Regions from separate parts of the Homo sapiens genome. Here all the other regions are linked to region 2. A link is a loop called in an ENCODE intact Hi-C map of the cell type or tissue named here. Cell type or tissue: PC-9. All regions are shown on one strand. Links, peaks and the distances in the headings refer to the core of each region. The heading gives the core; the rest is flanking DNA. Region 1 overlaps LOC101928354 (a long non-coding RNA gene). Region 2 has its middle 15 kb from the start of LINC01108. Region 3 has its middle 180 kb from the start of JARID2-DT.

Region 1 (6,730 bases), core at 972-5,971, 440 kb after region 2:
CAATTGGGTGTCCTCCAATGCTTTGTCCTTCCCATCTGCTCATCTCCCTCCTAATGATTCCCTTGGAGAGGGCTCATCCACTTGCAGAGCACCATGGATACTACACAGATTCTTGCCACCAAACCTTGTTCAAGCCCCCCTGGCCTTACCGGCCTTTCTCCTTCTCCCAATTAATCGAAATCTGCACTCTTTCCTCAAGGCCACCTCACATTCCAATCAAGCCTTCTCCAACAAACACAGATCCACAACTACCTGTTTCTCCTCTGACTTTCTATAGATATTTTAATGCTTATATATAGTCTTGTTTTATTGGACCTCCTTTTGGACCGTAAATACAGTGAGAGTTTCCTGAGGACAACGACCAAGGCCTCAGCGTTGTGTTTCCCTAACATGGTGCTAGGTATTCTGAGGGTGCTTATTCATTACGTGCTATCTATAACACATGCAAAAAATAAAGCATAATTCAGACTTTTAGTTTCAAATATGGCACAGTAAACTAAAGCCCTAGTAGCTCTAAACTGAGCAAAGTCTGCAGCTAAAACTGAGCAAAAAATCTAAACCCTTGGAGTGAAGGATTTTGTGTATTTAAGAATCTCCTTTCAGCCGGGCATGGTGGCTCACACCTGTAATCCCAGCACTTTACGTGGCTGAGGCGGGCGGATCATGAGGTCAGGAGTTCGAGACCAGCCTGGCCAACATAGTGAAACCCTGTCTCTACTAAAAATACAAAAAATTAGCCAGGCATGGTGGCACATGCCTGTAGCCCCAGCTACTCGGGAGGCTGAGGCAGGAGAATCACTTGAACCTGGGAGGCAGAGGTTGCATGAGCCGAGATCGCGTCACTGCACTCCAGCCTGGGCAACAGAGCAAGACTCCATCTCAAAAAAAAAAAAAGAGAGAGAATCTCCTTTCACAGGGCACCAAGTTCAGTGACAGTGCAGAAAGCACCCAACTTCACAGGGTTGTCTTATCTGAGAGCAGAAACGCAACACCTTGAAAGAGCCTGTCTGGATCAAGAATTCAGCCCTCATTTTCCTAAGTGGAAAGTCTCATGTGGCCAAGCAAAGGTGACCCGATGAAAGCCAGCGTGTTCAGCCTCCTTTCAAATCGGCAGCCATAATTGCTACTCGCATTTAACATGGCACCAATCACAACCGTGTTCTGGGGCCAAGAACACTGGCCAGCTTACCACCTTCTGAAACTCGGGTGGCTGAGATCCAAGGCCAACAAGACTGAAGAGATGAGTCGCAGCAGTGGAACCCAACAGCTGCCACTGTAATTCAGGGAGCGTCCCCATAATCTGGCAGGGCAGAGTGGAACCTGTCATCCCCAGGAATTAGGGACAATTCAACCTGCAACCCTCAGAAGTTAGGTCTCCAGTAACTGCTACTGTTAAGAAAGTCCTCTCTTGCCTCTTCCTGGTTTGCAAATGTTGCTAGCCCTCTTGGATTAGCGAGCTAGGCCCCGTCTCGGAAGCGAGGTGTGGCACTTCACCCAGCAGACACACCCTCACAGACAGTCCCCATGTAGATGACAAGAAAAAGCTGACAACCAACGGTCCCAGGCTCTTCCATTATGATTGAAGCTCATGGGAGCTCGGCATCACTTAAAATGTTCTGTAAAGTTCTCAGGATGGTATTTAATAAGGCAGCAATTCAGTGTCAGTTCAAAAGCCATTTGGGGTGGAAATGGAGGGTAAAGTTGAGATGTCATAAACTCAGTAGCTTCCAAATTTTATTACAGGCTTTTTCAGGTCTAACAATAGCAATTTGGAGAAGGGAGAGAAAAGACATTACTCAGTCTTCAAAAGTACACCCCAAACTCATGCGAACTGTGAGCTGACACTGCCATCTGCTCTCCCTGACATGTGGTGTGGGAAGCATGATTACCATTTTCCTCTAAGGCCAGCGTCCTCTTTAGGATTCTCCCTCTAGCACCGGGCCTAGGACAGTCTTAATCCTGACAGTCCAGAACTTCAATTTTACTATTCACTCAACAAATACTTTTCAAGCATTTATATGCGCCAGACACTGTTATAAAGTCTGGGATGTAGCAATCACTAAAGTAGGAAAAGTTCTGCCTTGTTGGGGTGTTTATTTGCTAGTTAGGGGGACACAGGAATTAACAAATAATCAAGTATGAATAAACAGACTATCAGATGGTGATAGGTGCTATGGAAAAAGCAAGGCAGATTAAGAAGGACAGAAATCATCCAGGCAGGGGTGGGGGGAGTGGGGGATGTGGATTATGTGGTGCGGTCAGGGAAGGTCTCACTGAAGAGGTAACATCTCAGGAAGACCCAAGCAGGGGAAAGAGAGGCCATGTAGAATTGCAGGGCAGGGTTTTTCAGGCAAAGGGATCAGAAAGGGCCAAGACTGTGAGGCAGGAGAGGGATTGGTGTGTTTACAGAACAGCAAGGGGCCAAAAGGAGCGAGGAATGACGGTGACAGTGGAAGGAGCTAAGACAGGAGAGGTGGCCGGAAGCCAGATCGCTTGCAACCTTGCAAACCATTTTAAGGACTTCACCTTTAACTCAGCACATCAGTCAGGGCCTAACCAGGAGACAGAAGCCACACCAGTTATTTTAACACGGCTAATTTAATATAAAGAATAATTTTCTAGGAATAAAGTCTTAACCAGGTAACTGAAAGAGTAAAAAGACAACTCTAAGGTGTCTTTCGTATAACAACTTCAGGAAGCTCCACCCCTGGGGCTGGCAGAAGAAAAAGGGGGCTGTCGGATAATTAAAATTTAGAAGCTTAGAAAACAGTCCCATGGGGCTAGAACCCAAACCTCAAAGATGGGGCAATGGCAGTCAGTGCTGTGGCCCTAAAAAGGCACAATGAGTCTGGTTCTTGAGTGTAGGAAAAATTGCAACGTAGATTGAACAGCTGCTACAGGAAGAAACTGCTGCTGCCAAGATGAAGCAGCAGTACTGGGGTGCTGCACACAGGAGCCACAGGCAGACAGGATACCCATGGGAAAGAGTAGGAGCCTCTCTAGCAACCCCTACTGGCTGAGTGCAACAAGGAGCCCAACAAAGGAGAAATGCAGTGTTCAGGGGCCCAGCATAGAATCAAGTATTGAAGGAAGGCTTTGGAGCTGAAAGATGATAACTTACTAACTGGAACTCTCTGAATGAGATAAGATTTTGAGCAAGGAAGTGACAAAAGCTGACTCACTCTGACATCTGTGTTGAAAACAGACAGTAGAGGAGCAGCAACAGTGGAGGAGGGAAGGAGTGGATGGATTCTGAATACAGGCATCCCACTGGATTTGCTGATGGTGTCCATGTGAGCTGTGAAAGAGAGGAGTCAAGGGTGACTCCTTCATCGAGGCCTGAGTAACTGAATGGAGACAAATTTACTGAGGGAGCAGGGAGAGCAAGGGGGCAAGAACAAGCTTGTTAGGTCAGCTTAGGTGTGAGGTGCCTGTTAGAAATTCAACTGAGGGGCTGGGCGCCTGTAATCCCAGCACTTTGGGAGGCTGAGGCGGGTGGGTCACCTGAAGTCAGGAGTTTGAGTCCAGCCTGGCCAACATGGTGAAACCCCACCTCTATTAAAAATACAAAAATTATCTGGGTGTGGCAGACACCTGTAGTCCCAGCTACTCAGGAGGCTGAGGTGGAAGAATTGCTTGAGCCCAGGAGGCAGAGGTTGCAGTGAGCCAAGATCGTGCCACTACACTCCAGCCTGGGTGACAGAGTGGGACTCCATCTCAAAAAAAAGAAAGAAAGAAATTGGACTGACAATGACAGCAGGCAGTTGCATCCCCAAGCCTGGGGAGGGTTTAAGTTAGAGATATAAATTTGAGGCTCACCCATCATATAGATGGATTTTAAAGCCACATGATTGAATGAGATCATGCGTGTCATCTCAACGTCACTTAGAATATGACATGGCTAAGAATCAGCTCTGGAATCAGAATGATGTCAATTTGAATTCAAACTCTATCGTCACTGGATTTTCTCAGATGTTCTAAGCCCTGATTCCCTCATGTGTAACCTAGAGATGATACTAATCATGCTGACTACACTGATCTTATGTACGGATTAGATTCAGTAACGTAAGGAAAGCCCTTACACCAGTGCCTGATATCAACTCTTATAAATAAGAGTTATTATCATTATCATAGTTTTATGATATTATTAGTAGTCAAAGATAGCCAGAGCCTAGAAAATTAGGCTTCTAAGACCCAAAAGCAAAGAGACCTGAATTGTACTAAAAAGACAACTTATTAATTGTAGGAGAAGATACAGTGGCATCTTATGTGAAATAGGTATATAAACCATGACTCTGAATTACTGTGGCTTTCCTTTTACAGATACATTTATTCGGAGTACTAAAAATTTTTTTTTTTTTTTTTTTTTTTTTTTTTTTTGTAGAGACAGGGTCTCATGTATTGACCAGGCTGGTCTCCAACTCCTGGCCTCAGTGTCCCAAAGTGCTGGGATTCAGGTGTGAGCCCCCATTCCCTACCTCAAATGGTTTCTAATCAGGCCAATTCTCCTGACCTGTAACAGAGCCTGCCCTAGCTCTCAGAATTCTGCTGCAGAATGGGCTAGCAGTCAAGTTTGTTCTTCTCCATGAGAAGGTTTAGCACCTGGAGAGTTGAGAGGTAAGTTTGATGTACATGAGGACTGTTCCTCTGGTTTGTGAATAACCAGCCAGGGAGTAAAAAAAAGATGCCAGACAACCCTCACAAAGGAAAGAAGGAAGGGAAAGACAGATCCACAAAACGATTCTAAAGGAACATTATTAGCAAATCCTTTAAAATACCAAAACTGAGTGTGCAGGGCAAGACCAAGATAGAAACAGAATGCTTGCCTGGGGACAAACTATGGAGACATCAGCATGTGCCTGTCGTGAGTGAGCTGCTGATGAGTCAGGAATGAGCACAGCCCCAGGGTGACTCCGAGACCCTGTGCACCCGTCACCACTCACTCCTAGTTGGCCTGGGAACAGAGCCCCATCCTCCATTAATTGTTCACCTCTCATTAAGCATTTTTGCATCAGGCAGCCATTCCTTTCCAAGAGCTCAATTGCAGGGTTATGTAAGGTTCTCCTGTATTCCTGGCCGGAGAACTGAGACCAGCTGCCTGTCCAGGGCGCTCCCTTCCTAGGCGGTAGGTCACTCCAGGAAACCAAACGGCAGATTACAAAGCCTAGAAAACACAGCAGGGGAGTAGAAGAGGCTGGATGTCCTCCCAGGCTGCTCTCAACTGTAGAGAGCAGAAAATTCTCTGCTTCCTGAACCCCGAGTATGAAATCAAATCTCCCCATCCCCAGGTTGGTGTGAAGGACCTTTCAGCCAAGTCTCTCCACGACCACCTTGGATGATATCAAAGCTCTTCCCATTGTTCTTCTGCTTCCAGAGCCTTCTCCCACACAAGTTCCCAACCCTTTCACCATGTGAAAAACTCCACCATCCAAAGATTCTATTCCAAACAGCTGTTCCTGGATGCGAGGAGGGATCCATCTAGAACAGTGATTCTCAACCCTGGCTGCGCTTTGCAGCCTCCAGGGGAGACTTTAAAAGTGCTGATGTCCAGTCTCCACCCCAGGCTCTCTGGGAATGCGGCTCAGGCACCAGTATTGTTTTTAAGTTCTTCAAGTGTTTTGACTGTGCAGCTGCATTTTAAAACTAATTGTTTTCGACTATAAATTCCCTTCAGTATACTAAAGCCATTGCCGACCCTCAGGGTTGTTTTTCTAAGAACGCATGATACGACTGTCATCGTGATAGTTGCTATAAGTTCCTTCTTCTCTCCCTCTGTTAAAAGATACACCTTAGACAAATAAAATTTAACCGAGTTTAATTGAGCAAATAATGATTCGTGGATCAGGCAGCCCTTGAACCAGAATAGGTTGAGAGGGGCTCCAGCATAGCCACATGGTGGAAGACTCATGGACAGTAAAAGGAGAGTGATGGACAGGAAACAGAAGTGAGGTACAGAAACAGCTGGATTGGTCACAATCTGGTGTTTGCCTTACTTGAACAGGGCTTGAACAGTTGGCCCCCTGTGATTGGCCAAAATTTGGTGATTGGCACAATAATAGATTACAGTCTGTTTACATGTCCAGGTGGGTGACCATTTACTGTGTACAGAGAAACCTTTAGGCTGAACTTAAAATATGTAGGGAGATAGCTTTAGGGCTAAACTTAATTTAACTCCCTCCCTTCCTCCCTCCCTTCCTTCCTTCTTTCCTTCCTTCCTTCCTTCCTCCCCTCCTTCCTTCCTTCCTTCCTCTCTTCCTTTTCTTCCTCCCTTCCTTCTTTTCTTCCCTGACAACAGTGAAGAGGACAGATCACATCACTAGGCCTGAGCTCAGCATAATGGAAGCCAGGCCCCACCTAACATACTTCCATTAAAATCTAAACCACTACATGGCCCCTGAAAAAAAAGTCTCTAAAAGAGCAGAGGAGCTAGGAAAGGGCCCAAAGCTGATGAAAGACTCCAAGTGAGGGGGAAAAGATACCCTGCTGCAAAGGTGGATAGGAAAAGACAAGAGAATGCCTCCCCTCTTTGGAGAATTTTTCTGTCAAAATGCCTTTTTTAGAATATTTATTTATTTATTTTAGTGTCTCTCATTCAGCTCTTTGGCTGGCCCATTGTCCAAGGCAACATCTTCCTATTATTCTATTATCTGTCAGATGGCTACTGCAATTGTAGAAGACAACGCATGAGAAGGATCGGGCTTCACTTTTCTGCAAATGGTTGGTTCAAAAT
Region 2 (6,730 bases), core at 786-5,785:
AGTTTTAACGGTTAGAGTCTGAGAGGTGGGCAGCCTGACTGATGAGCTGAGTGACCAGAGAATCAGCATTCCAACACGGAGGTTTCTATGTGTGGCTGAACATCATCTCCTGCATCGAACAGCCACCAAAAGCTGGACTCCACCAGTCAATGGCCAGTGAAAGACAGAGCAAGCCTGGTGTTGAGAGCCTCTGCTAGCACACACAGCTTCTGAAAAAAAAATTTTTCACGGAATGGGTTTAATAGGAGTCTTAAGTTTTTTCTTTTTGTAAAATGTGTTTTTTAAGGCTGGACGTGGTGGCTCATGCCTGCACTTTGGGAGGCAGAGGTGGGTGGATCACCTGAGGTCAGGATTTTGAGACCAGCCTGACCAATATGACGAAACCCCGTCTCTACTAAAAGTTCAAAAATTAGCTGGGTGTGGTGGCGGGCACCTGTAATCTCAGCTACTTGGGAGGATGAGGCAGGAGAATCGCTTGAACCCGGGAGGTGGAGGTTGCAGTGAGCCGAGATCACGCCATTGCACTCCAGCCTGGGGGACTAGAGCAAAATTCTCTCTCAAAAAAAATGTGTTTTAAAAATTTGTTTGCATTCTTTAAAATGGCTTTATTGAGATATAATTCACATACCATATAATTTGCCCACTTAACGTGTATAAGTCAATGAGTTTGGTATATTGCAGTATTAACCTTTTTATAATTGTGGTGAGAAATATAACACCAAATTCATCATTTTAACAATTTTAAGTGTACAATTCAATGACACTAATGACACGCATCGTGTTGTGCAATCATTACTACAGTCTATTTCAAATTTTTTTTCATCATTCCGATAGTATCTTTCCTTGATTTTGAAAGACGACATCTTCAACTGGGCAAACTGACAAAAAACCCACTTAACTTTGGGCTGTCAAGTGTAGTCTTTGGCTGCCTGACATGTTGGCTCACCCCTATAATCCCAGCGACTTGGGAGGCCAAGGAGGATTGCTTGATCCCAAAAGTTTGAGACCAGCCTGGGCAACATAGTAAGACCCTGTCTCTTAAAAAAAATGTCTACTCTTGGTTTGGTGAATGGGGCGTGGTGGAATTCAGCTCCCATGTCCCCCTTGGCCAGCCACCTGGTGCAGCACACACTCCCAGGCTTTCTCAGCAGCCCTGTTGATGCTGTCACTGAAGCACTAGGCCCAGACAGGACAAGAGCTTGCCATCCAATGGGGAGAAGTGTTGGAGGGGAGGAGAAGGAGGATATTCATTGGTTGGGTACTGATGCTGAGCTACGCCCTATGCTGAGGGCTTGCATATCTCTCCTGAAAAGGACTGCTTCATGCTTTAATTCCATACGCAGTGAACTGAATAACATACCATACCTCAAAGTATCTCACAATTCTTCCAGTTCTATTGGAGACTCGGGGACCTGTGTAGCTGTACAGAGCAGAGGAGGTAGAAGAAAGGGGTGTTTGTGGAGGCAAAAAGAGGACTCTTGATGGGCAAATCTCTGATGGACAAATCTGTCCTACTCCTGTGCTAACTTCCTGGGATTACTGTAGCAAACTACCACAAACATAGGGACTTAATGTAAAGAAATTTATTGTCTCGTGGTACTAGAGGACAGAGGTCCAAAATCAAGGTGTTGTCAGGGCCATGCTCCTTCCAAAGGCTCCAGGGTAGGATCCTTCCTTGCCTCTTCCAGCTGCTGGTGGCCCCAGGCATTTCTTGGCTTGTGGCTGCACCATTCCAATCTCTGCCTCTGTTTTCACATGGCCTCTCCTCTTCTCCATGAGTCTCTTCTTTTTGTGACCCTTATAAGGACACTTATCACTGGATTTAGGGCCCACCTGGATAATCCAGGATGATCTTATCTCGAGATCCTTAATTATATCTGCAAAGCCCTTTTTCTAAATAAGGTCACCCTTGCAGGTTCTGGGATTTAGGACATGGACACATCTTATTGGGGGCCACCATTTAGCCCATTACACTCCCATGTGCCCTTGGCCAACAGCAGTGAAGAATAAACCCTTTGATCCACCAAGAGGTGAGACCCAGTCCTATGTCACCTCTGTCTATTATAACAATGGTGGCAGAACCAAGGCCCAAGGCTCGTGCCAAATCTGCCATTTTGGAATGATGCCACCATTCCCATTTTATGTCCAGGTCACAGGACACAATCTCACATTAATGGATAGGCTTCCTATTGGGTGTATTCACATGCAGGGACCATGGCAGCCTCAAAGAGAGACACTCAATTTTCTGGTTTGCTGTAGGGGGATGGCAGTGAGCTGAGGAAGCTGCCCCGGTGTAAGCTAGAGGTTGCCTGACCTCGAGGGGAATTTGCAACTCTTTGTGCTGCTTCTCTTCCCTCACTGATAGCTGAGGTGCAGGTGGAGGAAATGCTGCTTCTTTAAACAGAGAGCTTCATTTCCCTCAGGGCTTCAAGTGAGGTGCCTGGGGTGGAGACAGAGGGGCCTGCCTTCCCTGGCTTCCCAAGGTAGCTTTCCTATTCACCCCTCACTCCTTTTCTTTAGTGAGACAAAGCTCACAGGCTGGAGGAGAGGTGTGGGGAGAAGGACTCTACCACTCTACTTTTTTCTAGATGTTCTCATGTGCAGAGAATTGGGCAACTTCTTCCTCCTGACACTCCCTAGCTTTCTCCTTTTCTAAGGATCCACTTATACACCAGCAGTGTCTAAGTAAAAAGGAATCGCAGATTCCTGCTAACATGGTTTGCTAGGTGATTTGTGCTGCTTATATATAATTTTTTTTTTTTTAATTTTGGAAAGATTGAAAGGAAGGAAGGCAGTCATGGGCTCTGCGTACACTTGGAAACATAAATGAGATGTAATTTCAAGACCTCCCTGATGGGCAATGTCAATATGGAGAATTCCCTGGAGAGTGAGAGCTTGGGCTCCACCAAGGGGGAGGAGCTGTGGTGGACAACAGGAGGTCAGCTTCCTAGCAGGTGAAAAGAGCCTGGACCTGGAGGGGAGGATTGGGGGATGAGGGAGGTGAGAATGAAGAGGGTAACAGGAGGCACACCATGCGCAGAAAGAAGACCAGGGCTCACCAAGACTCTCACAGGGTGGTCTATAGGAAAGGAAAGCCTGAGCGCAAGGGTGGGGCTGTTCAGTGGACAGTGTGGAAGGCTCTGAAACTCTGGTCTCCACTGCACTGGCGAATGCTGGGGAAAACCAGCAGTGATGCATTGGGAAGGAAGGATGCACACATCTGGGCGGCCTGTGGAATTACTATTTCTATTCTTGCTTCTAAATGGATGGGTAGGATTCAGACTTGAACTTAGTACATTTATCCTATAAATGAAGGTCTTTCTGTCAGGGATCTCTGCTCCGAGTGGTTTCACAAATGAATGAGTAGGATGCAGGGTGTGACAAAAGAACTAACATTTATTGAGCACCTACTATGTGTCAGGCACTGTCCTAGGGGCATGTGTGTGTGTGTGTGCACATATTGTCTCATTAAATCCTCACAGTGACTCTCTGAAGTTTGTTTTTGTCACTTTTGAGGAAATTGAGACTCAGAGAGCCAAGACTCTTTGGCCAAGGCCACACAATCAGGAGTCATGGACCCACATTCCAACCTGGGTGCACCTTACTCAAGGCCTGTTTGTTGGACAAGCTCTTACTGAGGTCAACGCAAAGCCTGATGTTGGTTCTCTCCCCTGCAGAGCGCCAAGCTGCCCCACCTCTCTAGGTAATCTTTCCCTTTCCAGCTCTCCTGTGGCTGGGTGTGGCTGAGCTGACACAGCATCTGGGTTTTTTTTCCAGACTGCACCCTTGGTAAGGTTCCAGTCTGGCTTATGGTGACGCTATTTCCTTTAGGGCCTGTCATCGCTTGTGGCTTTGCCTCTCAGCCCTCCAGTGGGTGACGTGCTGCCTTTGGTGCCAAGCAGTCACTCATTTGGAGAAGCCCAAGGCAGGATGGCATGCACTGGCATTCCCACACTAGCCACACTGGGCGGTAGGTGCTTTGGAGTGCGGTGTCTCAGTGGGTTCCACCCAAGCTCCATCAGCTCACAGCAGCTGCCTGGAGAGCTGACTCACACCCGTCCTCCACATCCTCCCTGATCAGAAGGACCCGGACTAGCTTTTTTTTTTTTTTTTTTTTGGCTTTAAGGAAGTGCCTTTGAATTTCAAAGGTGCCGGCCTCCTGACCAAGTGGAAGAAAGTCAATCCCCTCTGCAGCTGGTCTTCCTGCTGCTCTCCTTGCCTGGTAAATTTGGAACTAGGGCTTTTGGGACAGCCTAGTCATAACACTGCCAACCACTCATTCTTGTGATTGGACTGTGGGGTCCGGTCACAGTGTGATTAAATGGATGTAGTAATTGGAGTACAGCAGATACTCAACAAGAGGAGAGGCCAGGTAACCAAATCTATGCACCTCCTAGAATATTTGGATCTGGCATTTACTGAGCAGGTTTAAGAGCCTAACTCCTTTCTGTTAGAATAATAGGATGTTTCAGAGTTAAGGTCACACCCTCTGGGGTAATCTTTATCACAAAGGTTGTTGAATAATAGGCCAATTTTTCAAGTTATTCTATGCAACCTCAACCTTGAACTTAAAGGGAAGCTAGAGATTAAAACTCCTTTGCAAAGATTATGACAATGAGAAAATCTAGTGTGGCCAACTCCATCTTGCTTCTAGCCTCACAGGCTGTTGGTCTTCATTCGTTCATGGGTGTAGGCCAAGCTAAACATGAAAGGAATTTAGCTTATAGTTTATCTTTGAAGCAAGAATGATAATAGTCCTTCCCAAAAACTAACCTTCTCCTTGCTAAGGGACTAAACCACCTTTGAAAAACTAATAAAAGTTTAAAAGATTATGGTTATGGGAGGGGCCTGAACTCTGCTAAAATGTAGGTACAGTTAAACAATAACCCGCCATTGTTCCTAGCTTGCTTTTCTATAATTCCTCACTGCTCAGGAATTATGTGGTCAGAGATTACAAGATTTGTGACTTCCCCAATTGCTCCTATAGATAACATCACTATTGTATAACCTAAGATTGGCCTTTGGAGATAGTTTTCAGACTTTTGCATTCTGGCGACTTACTTCACCTGGACCCATGACTCATGACTCAACCAGTCTTGTGGCCTCCACCAAGATGCTGACTCAGGACAGGAGGACCATTTTCCATACTCCTGTGAATTCATCCCCAACCAATTAGCAGCCCCCATTCCCTAGCCCCCTGCCTAACAAACAATCTATAAAATCCATAGCCTCTGAGTTCTGAGGGAGGCTGATTTGAGTAGTAATATCTCCTGTCCTCCTGCTCGGCTAGCCCTGCAATTATTAACCCTTTCTCTACTGCAATACCACTGTCTCAATGAATTGGTTTTATCAGTGCAGCAGGCAAAAAGAACACATCAGGTGATGCCACTAGAAACTGGCACTAAGCTGGATTTGGGTTCTTTAATTTTGTTTCCTGCTTAATAGGTTATAAGGATCATTCCAAGTCATGGATAGAGTCATCCAGGATGGGTGTATTGATGCCACTGTTAAGCCAGTGGGCAGCTGTGATAGAGGGAGCAGAGTCAGTAGACCTGGAAGTTTGCCACTAATGAGGCTTGGCTGCTAGGAAGGTTGTAATGGCTCTGCACTTGAGCTTGCCCATCTCTAACATGGCAGTGACAAGGCTTCCTTCTCAGGGAGGTGACCTCAGGCCTAGCATGGCCCACTGGACCCTACGCTCCTTGAGAACAGGGGTCTCCCTTGTTCTTTGTTACATCCTCAATGCCAGGCATGATAAGGGCTTGATGAAGCTTTGTCCATTGGATCTTTCTGGGTTTGCCAGCCTTCCTCGTCTACACCACAGCCACGGTCTCGTATCGACAGGATCTGGATTGAGATTTGCGTTTGGATCATTCCAATCTATCCCACATCTCCACCTATTGTGGGAATAGCTCTATTTCCAAAGACCAATCTACTTTTCCACGAGGCCACACCCGTGCAGTATGTAAGTCGGAAGCAGAAATGAAAAGGGGAAGAAAGTTGAAATACTAAAAGTGGGAGGAGAGAGGGAGAGTGTGGGAGCAAGGCCGGGACCCACCCCAAAAGAGATTGGAATACATGTGCAGCTTTAGTTCATGGCCTGCCAAATACCTCGTGCTGTGCCTCTGAATGGAAAATGGGGTAGAACAATGAGCTGGAATTAACATCGCCTTTGAAAAGCAACTGCTGACAGCAGGCGTTCTGCATATGCCAAGTATTGCCTTCAGACCAGAGAAGCCTTTTCTGGCCCACATGAGCCCCGTGACAGCCTGCAGAAGGCAACACACCCTAGATCCCTAGATGGCTGTGACCTCCAGCCCTCTGTGCCCTGAGCATTTCTGTAGAAAATGTGTGTATTTAAAAAGGCCATGTATGTTTCTAGAAGGAAGGTGAAAACAAGATAGGTATTTGAGGAATTATATATCGATCGGGTACACATTTTGTGGCCTGGTTTAGCAAAGATGTATTACAGGTCTCAATCAAATTGCTCAGATAGACGAATGAGAAATTTCTGATTTGATATTATTTAGGAGTCAAGCCTGCCATTGCTGAGATTGTGGTACTTAAGGGAAAAGTGCCCTTTTACATATTCTTGACATGTTCTTGATTTTGGTTAATGGTATTATTCTCCAGTTTTGAGCCAGAAAAATCTGGAGCCACCCATAACTCCAGGCTGTCAGTCACTTGCCACTCTCACCCACTTGGTCCCCTAACCCTGTCTGCTTCCTTC
Region 3 (6,730 bases), core at 579-5,578, 790 kb after region 2:
TATCACAAAAGACCTTAGACTGGGTAATTTAGAAACAAAAGAAATGTATTACTCTCAATTCTGAAGGCTGGGAGGTCCAAGATCAAGGTACCAGCAGATTCGATGTCTGGCGAGGACCTTCTTACAGGTTCATAGATTGTGTCTCCTGCTGTGTCTTCATATGGCAGAAGGAATGAAGAAGCTCCCTTGGGTTTCTTTTATAAGGGCACTAATCTCACTCATGAGGGCTCCACCCTTATGACCAAGTCATATCCCTCTTATTACTGCATTGGAGATTAGGTTTCAACCTATGAATCTGGGTGAGGGGGGCCACAAATATTCAAACCATAGCAGGTATTAATCTTACTCATAAGAGCTCTGTCTTACAGCCTAATCAGCTACCAAAGCTCCACCTCCTAATATCATTACATTAGGGGTTATGATTTCAACATACGAATATTGGTGGGGACAAAAACAGTCATTCTATAGCAGGTAGCTACTAATATTATATCACCCCATCCTTCAGATGAAAAAATCCAAGTTCAGAGAATAGAGCTGAAACTACATCCAGACTGTCTGACTCCCGTCCTGAGCCCCTAACCTTTATGCTACACTGCTTCTTGATATCTCCATGGGCCATTAAATGACACCGCTTGAAATAAAAGCAATGGCCGAGTACTGTGGCTCACACCTGTAATCCCAGCACTTTGGGGGGCCAAGGCAGGAGAATCACCTGAGGTCAGGAGTTCAAGGCCAGCCTGGCCAAAATGGTGAAATCCCGTTTCTACTAAAAATACAAAAATTAGCCCAGTGTCATGGTGGGCGCCTGTAGTCTCAGCTACTTGGGAGGCTGAGGCAGGGAGAATTGCTTGAACCTGGGAGGCTGAGGTTGCAATGAGCCAAGATCATGCCACTGCACTCCAGCCTAGGTGACACAGTGATACTCTGTCTCAAAAAAATAAATAAATAAATAAAATAAAATAAGACCAATGGCATTTGTATTAATTTCCTAGAGTTAGCCAGGCGCAGTGGCTCACGCCTGTAATCCCTGCACTTTGGGAGGCCGAGGCAGGTGGATCACCTGAGGTCAGGAGTTCGAGACCAGCCTGGCCAACATGATGAAACCCCGTCTCTACTACAAATACAAAAAATTAGCTGGGAGTTGTGGCACACACCTGTAATCCTAGCTACTCGGGAGGCTGAGGCAGGAAAATCGGTTGAACTCGGGAGGCGGAGGTTGCAGTGAGCCAAGACTGCACCATTGCACTTCAGCCTGGGCAACAAGAGCAAAAAAACTCTGTCTCAAAAAAAAAAAAAATTCCTAGGATTATCACAGAAATTACCTCGAATTTAAATCTATTCCCACAGTTCAGGAGGCCAGGAAGTCCAAAATCAAGGTGACAGGAAGGTTGGTTCCTTCTGGAGGCTTTGATAGAGAATCCATTCCATGCCTGTCTCCTAACTTCTGGTAGGTATTGGCAGTCAGTGTTTTGACTTGTAGCTGCCTCACTCCAATCCCTGCCTTTGTGTTCACATTGTATTCTTATTTATGTGTCCTTTTGTCTTCTGTCTCTCTCTTTTTTTTTTCTTTCTTTCTTTCTTTCTTTTTTTTTTTTTTTTTTTTTTGAGGTGGAATCTCACTCTGTCACCCAGGCAGGAGTGCAGTGGCACGATCCCAGCTCACTGCAACCTCTGCCTCCCAGGTTCAAGCAATTCTCCTGCCTCAGCCTCCCAAGTAGCTGGGATTACAGGTGCCCACCACCATGCCCAGCTAACTTTTGTATTTTTAGTAGAGACAGGGTTTCGCCATGTTGGCAAGACTGGTCTCAAACTCCTGACCTCAAGAGATCTGCCCACCTCAGCCTCCCAGAATGCTGGGATTACAGGCATGAGCCACCACACCCAGCCATCCATGGTTCTTTATTGGAAGCTGATGATAACTCTTATGTCCTAAAATTTAACCCACATGAGATTTACCATTCCCATTACATAGATATGATCCATTTTAAAACACAAACAAAAAATAGGGAACTGAGAAAATATTAAGAGATGATAGAAGACATATCAGCGGCATTTATTCAGCTAACAATTACTTAGCACTCTTGGGGGCCAAGAATTGTGCCACATGCCAGTCAAAAAACAAGAGACTTAGAGCCTGCCCTGGAGGAAGTCACAGTGAAATGAGAGAAGTGCCCTCAGGTGCCTGCAAAGGCATAGAGAAAGGAGCAGTGAGTGCTCCCCAGGGAGGCCAAGGAGACCTTCCACAAAGCAGGTGACATTTGAGCTGAGTCCTGAAAGATGAATGGGAGCACACCCGGGAGGGAGCCCGGGAAGGGCATTTCAGGCAAAGGACAAAGCAGAACAGAGCTTCCAATGCTGGGCCAGGTTGCTAAATTCAGCAAACAGTGAGCAGTTTCCTTTTTTTTTTTTTTTTTTTTTCTTTTGAGACAGAGTCTCACTCTGTCGCCCAGGCTGGAGTGCAGTGGGCCAATCTTGGCTCACTGCAACCTCCACATCCCGGTTCAAGCAATTCTCGTGCCTCAGCCTCCTGAGTAGCTGGGATTACAGGCATGTGCCACCATGCCTGGCTAATTTTTGTATTTTTAGTAGAGATGGGGTTTCGCCATGTTGGCCAGGCTGGTCTCAAACTCCTGACCTTAGGTGATCTGCCCACATCGGCCTTCCAAATTCGTGGGATTACAGGTGTGAGGCACTGTGCCTGGCTGCCTTTTTTTTTTTTTTTTTTTTTTTGAGACAGGGTGTTATTCTGTTTCCCAGGCTGAGTGAAGTAGTGGCTCACTGTAGCCTCAACTTCCCAGGCTCAAGCGATCCTCCCACCTCGGCCTCCTGAGTAGCTGGGACCACAGGCATGCACCATCATGTCCTGTTATTTTTTGTAGAGATGGGGTCTCACTATGTTGCCCAGTCTGGTCTGAAACTGCTGGACTCAAGATCCTCCCACCTCAGCCTTCCAAATTATTGGGATTACAGACATGAGCCACCATGCCCAGCTTAGGACTCATTTTTATTCCATCAGTCTCTGCCCAAAAACTTTCAGTGATTTTTTGTTGTTTAAGACATGTAACCCAAACCCTTCATTTTATAATCCTGGCAGCCTGTCACCCAGCTCAAATCATGACTTCCCGGCACAAAGCTTGTGCTGCAGTCCATCTGTCTCCCTGATCCGTCCCTTATAGAAAGTGAACACCTGCTCTTGCCACAGCTGTCACATGGAGGGACTCCGCCCAGGCCCCTCAGTCTACAAAATTCCAACCGTTCTTGAGAACTTGCTCATTTGCCACACTTCCCTAAGCTGAACATCTAAAGGTAATTCTTCAGGGTCAAAAACTGGGCCTTCCCATATTAAGAGGCATCCCAAGAATGATGACATCACATGTCCTTCTAAGGAATCGAACACTAGCGATTGTGAACTCCAGCAAGAAGATGTTTTGTCTTTGAGATGAGTAATGAGGAGAAAATGGCGTGACGATGGCATTACACGGATAAGGGTCTATTATTCCTTATCCACAATGCTGAAATTCAAGAAGCTCCCCAAACCACAACTTACTACATAACTCATTGCATGTCAAGGCCTGACCTGGCCTGAACTGACATGAGCCTATTTATAGACATTGTCTCATTCCATGTGCATATCTATCCTTTGGCTTCAGAAATAGTAAGATGCTTGATTGCACAATACTGCAGGAGAGTCCACCAGCAGTGGTAGGTAACACCCTGAGTCCTGAAAGCCATGTGGCTCCAAGGATTTCAGATATGGAACTATGGGCCTGTGGTGACTATGATCCTGGTTTTAATGCTCATGTTCATGTTCATGTTCCCCAGCGCTGCATTTATTCTTAGCTTGAGCTTATTTGTGGGATCAGCCTGATTATGGTCGCTGAAAAATCTTTGTCAGAGGCAGTTGGGATAACCAGCCGTGGGCAAATGAAACAAGAAAAGTCAACCAGAGACCAGAGGCTAGCATGTGGCCTAATTCCTCCCCTGGTCTCAATCTTATCACCATGGCCCATCAGAGGTGCTACCTCCTGGCCCTGCCTCACACACCTCCACCCCCAGACATCTTGGGTCTACAGATACTTTAAGAGCCCTGGAAGCACAATTGAAGCTTGCCGGGTGTGGTGGCTCATGCTTGTAATCCCAGCACTTTGGAAGGCAGAGGTGGGCCAATCATTTGAGCTTAGGAGTTTGAGACCAGCCTGGACAACATGGCGAAACTCCATCACCATGAAAAATACAAAAATTAGCTAGGTACAGTGGCATGAGCCTGTAGTCCCAGCTACTTGGAAGGCTGAGGTTGGAGGATCCATTGAGCCTCAGAGGCAGAGGTTGCAGTGAGTCGAGATGGTGCCATTGCACTCCAGCCTGGGTGGCATGAGTGAAACCCTGTCTCAACACACACACACACGCGCATGCACGCACTTCCCTTTTTTAGAGACAGGATCTCATTCACTCAGTCACCCAGACTGGAATGCAGTGCTGCAATAATAGCTCACTGCAGCCTTGAACTCCTGGGCTCAAGTGACCTCAGCTTCCCAAAGTGCTGGGATTACAGGCATAAGCCACCCCACCCAGCCTACATGTGGGGTTTTGGAAGGCAGATCTGGGCCTGTCCACCAACTCTTCTACCAATAAGATGCACGCCTGGGAACAATCTAACTCATTCTCACTTGCCTCATCATTTAAATGGTTATAATTATAATAATTGCTTCTGACATTACTTTTCAGGGTCAAATAATAGAATCAATATGGTAGTTCCATGTAAGTAGTAAGATGATATACAAATGTCATAGTATTTTTATTATTTTTTATGAGCCCATATAGAGAAGAGATATTATTTTTTAAGGTCAGAATATCACTTATACTGGAATACTTATTTGTTAGGATAATACTTCTCAAATATACTTTCTTTTTTTCTTTCTTTTTTTGGAGAAAGAGTCAGAGTCACCCACCCAGGCTGGAATGCAGTGGCGCAATCCAGGCTCACTGCAACCTTCAGCTCCTGGGTTCAAGTGATTCTCCTGCTTCAGCCTCCTGAGTAGCTGGGATTACAGGCAAGCGCTACCACACCAGGCTAATTATTTTGTATTTTTAGTGGAGACAGAGTCTCACCATGTTGCCCAGGCTGGTCTTGAACTCCTGCACTCAAGCAACCCACCCACCTCTGCCTCCCAAAGTCCTGGGATTACAGGCATGAGCCACTGAGTCCAGCCCTTACTTATTTTTTTTATATTTAAAATAAAAATTTTTTCAATATAGAGACAGGGTCTCCCTATGTTGCCCAGGCTGGTCTCAAACTCCTGGGCTCAAGCAATCCTCCCACCTCAGCCTCCCAAATTGCTTGGATTCCAGGCATGAGCCACCACACGCAGCTGCAAATTTATTATCACGTTATTGTTTCAAAAGATACTCCGCTATTAAAATTGAGCAGTCAGAGTCTTTTTTCACTTTTCAGGAAAAAATAAAATCAATGACAGAATTTTCTAAGATTTGGCTGGGCGCGGTGGCTCACGCCTGTAATCCCAGCACTTTGGGAGGCCGAGGCAGGCGGATCACGAGGTCAGGAGATCGAGACCATCCAGGCTAACACAGTGAAACCCCGTCTCTACTAAAAATACAAAAAATTAGCCGGGTGTGGTGGTGGGCGCCTGTTGTCCCAGCTACTTGGGAGGCTGAGGCAGGAGAATGGCGTGAACCCCGGAGGCGGAGCTTGCTTGCAGTGAGCCAAGATTGCGCCACTGCACTCCAGCCTGGGCAAAAGAGTGAGACTCCGCCTCAAAAAAAAAAAAAAAAGAATTTTCTAAGATTTACCAGCATTTACCAGATTTACCAGAATTTTCTAGATTTACCGTCAGTTAGGTTTTTCTATTGGGGTTGGATTCCACTTGTCTTTTAAGAAACATATAAGTCGGATGAGATTTGATAAAATTATTAAGTACTTGGCCAGGTGTGAGCCCATTCACTATCAACTGTCACGAGAACAGCATGAGGGTGACCTCCCCCATGATCCAATCACCTCCCACCAGGTCCCTTCCTCGACACGTGGGTTTTACAATTCAAGATGAGATTTGGGTGAGGACACAAAGCCAAACCATATCACAAGCATTTGCAATAAAATTCCAACTAAAACAGAGACACTGAAATCTACAGGTAAAGGTCTTTCTTCTGTGAGTGCCAAGAAAGTAGGGTTCTGCAATTCTTGGGTGGATTTAGGAAATGCTTCATGGAAAAAAAATGACACCAAGGCCAAGTCTTAGAAAATGTGAGCAAGACAATTCACCTATTTCCCCATTTCAGGAGTTCACTATGGCAGGGTGACGCTAGGGCTTGGATGGACCCAATGAGATGTTCTTGAACACCAGATTTAGCTTTAAAATTCAAGGTTTCCTGAGTAGAAATCCCATTAGGGTAGAGCCCAGCAGTCTGAGTTATAGCCGGACTGTAACAGAGAGTGGATGGAGAAAGATTAATTAAGGCAGTTGGGTTTGAAAGGACAAATGAATCTGACATAGCAACATGACAAATGTGTGTGAGCCCAACACTAATTAGCAATAAAAAAAAATACTTATCTTCTAAATACACAAAGCACATATTTTCAGTGACAACTCATTCTACTCCTAATCCCCACATAAACATGTAGGTCAAAGAATGCCTGGGTCAAATTGGTGCTTTCATCCCCTGCATCCACATGGGCGTCACCAACCAGCCCTCGAGTGAGGGGAAGATAGTCCAT

What was found. Peaks named below come from ENCODE experiments on the same cell type or tissue, not always from the same donor. Only the 100,000 strongest peaks of a DNase experiment are listed, where the experiment ranks them.
Region 1: a loop joins it to region 2, with 12 times the contacts of the local background. A loop is called at or near these places in 4 of 110 quality-filtered maps.
Region 3: it touches region 2 in a loop (11-fold over the local background); 2 of 110 quality-filtered maps call a loop at or near these places.

The regions. Positions count from the first base shown.
Region 1 is chr6:14,708,237-14,714,966 of GRCh38, forward strand. All of the region lies in intron 1 of LOC101928354 (a long non-coding RNA gene), which reads right to left. Among named protein-coding and RNA genes, the nearest start is that of LINC01108, 430 kb to the left of the region's middle. In PC-9, for the core only: a CTCF peak has its summit at 3,015 (motif pointing left); DNase peaks (open chromatin) are centred at 3,115, 5,015 and 5,845; H3K4me3 peaks cover 654 bases; H3K27ac peaks cover 4,033 bases.
Region 2 is chr6:14,267,290-14,274,019 of GRCh38, forward strand. No RefSeq gene overlaps it. Among named protein-coding and RNA genes, the nearest start is that of LINC01108, 15 kb to the right of the region's middle. RefSeq lists enhancers at 3,192-4,391, 3,682-3,826, 5,662-6,575 and a cis regulatory region at 3,749-3,759. In PC-9, for the core only: a CTCF peak has its summit at 3,784; DNase peaks (open chromatin) are centred at 4,012 and 5,012; H3K27ac peaks cover 2,483 bases.
Region 3 is chr6:15,059,194-15,065,923 of GRCh38, forward strand. No RefSeq gene overlaps it. Among named protein-coding and RNA genes, the nearest start is that of JARID2-DT, 180 kb to the right of the region's middle. In PC-9, for the core only: no CTCF peak of the experiment used is centred there; a DNase peak (open chromatin) is centred at 3,418.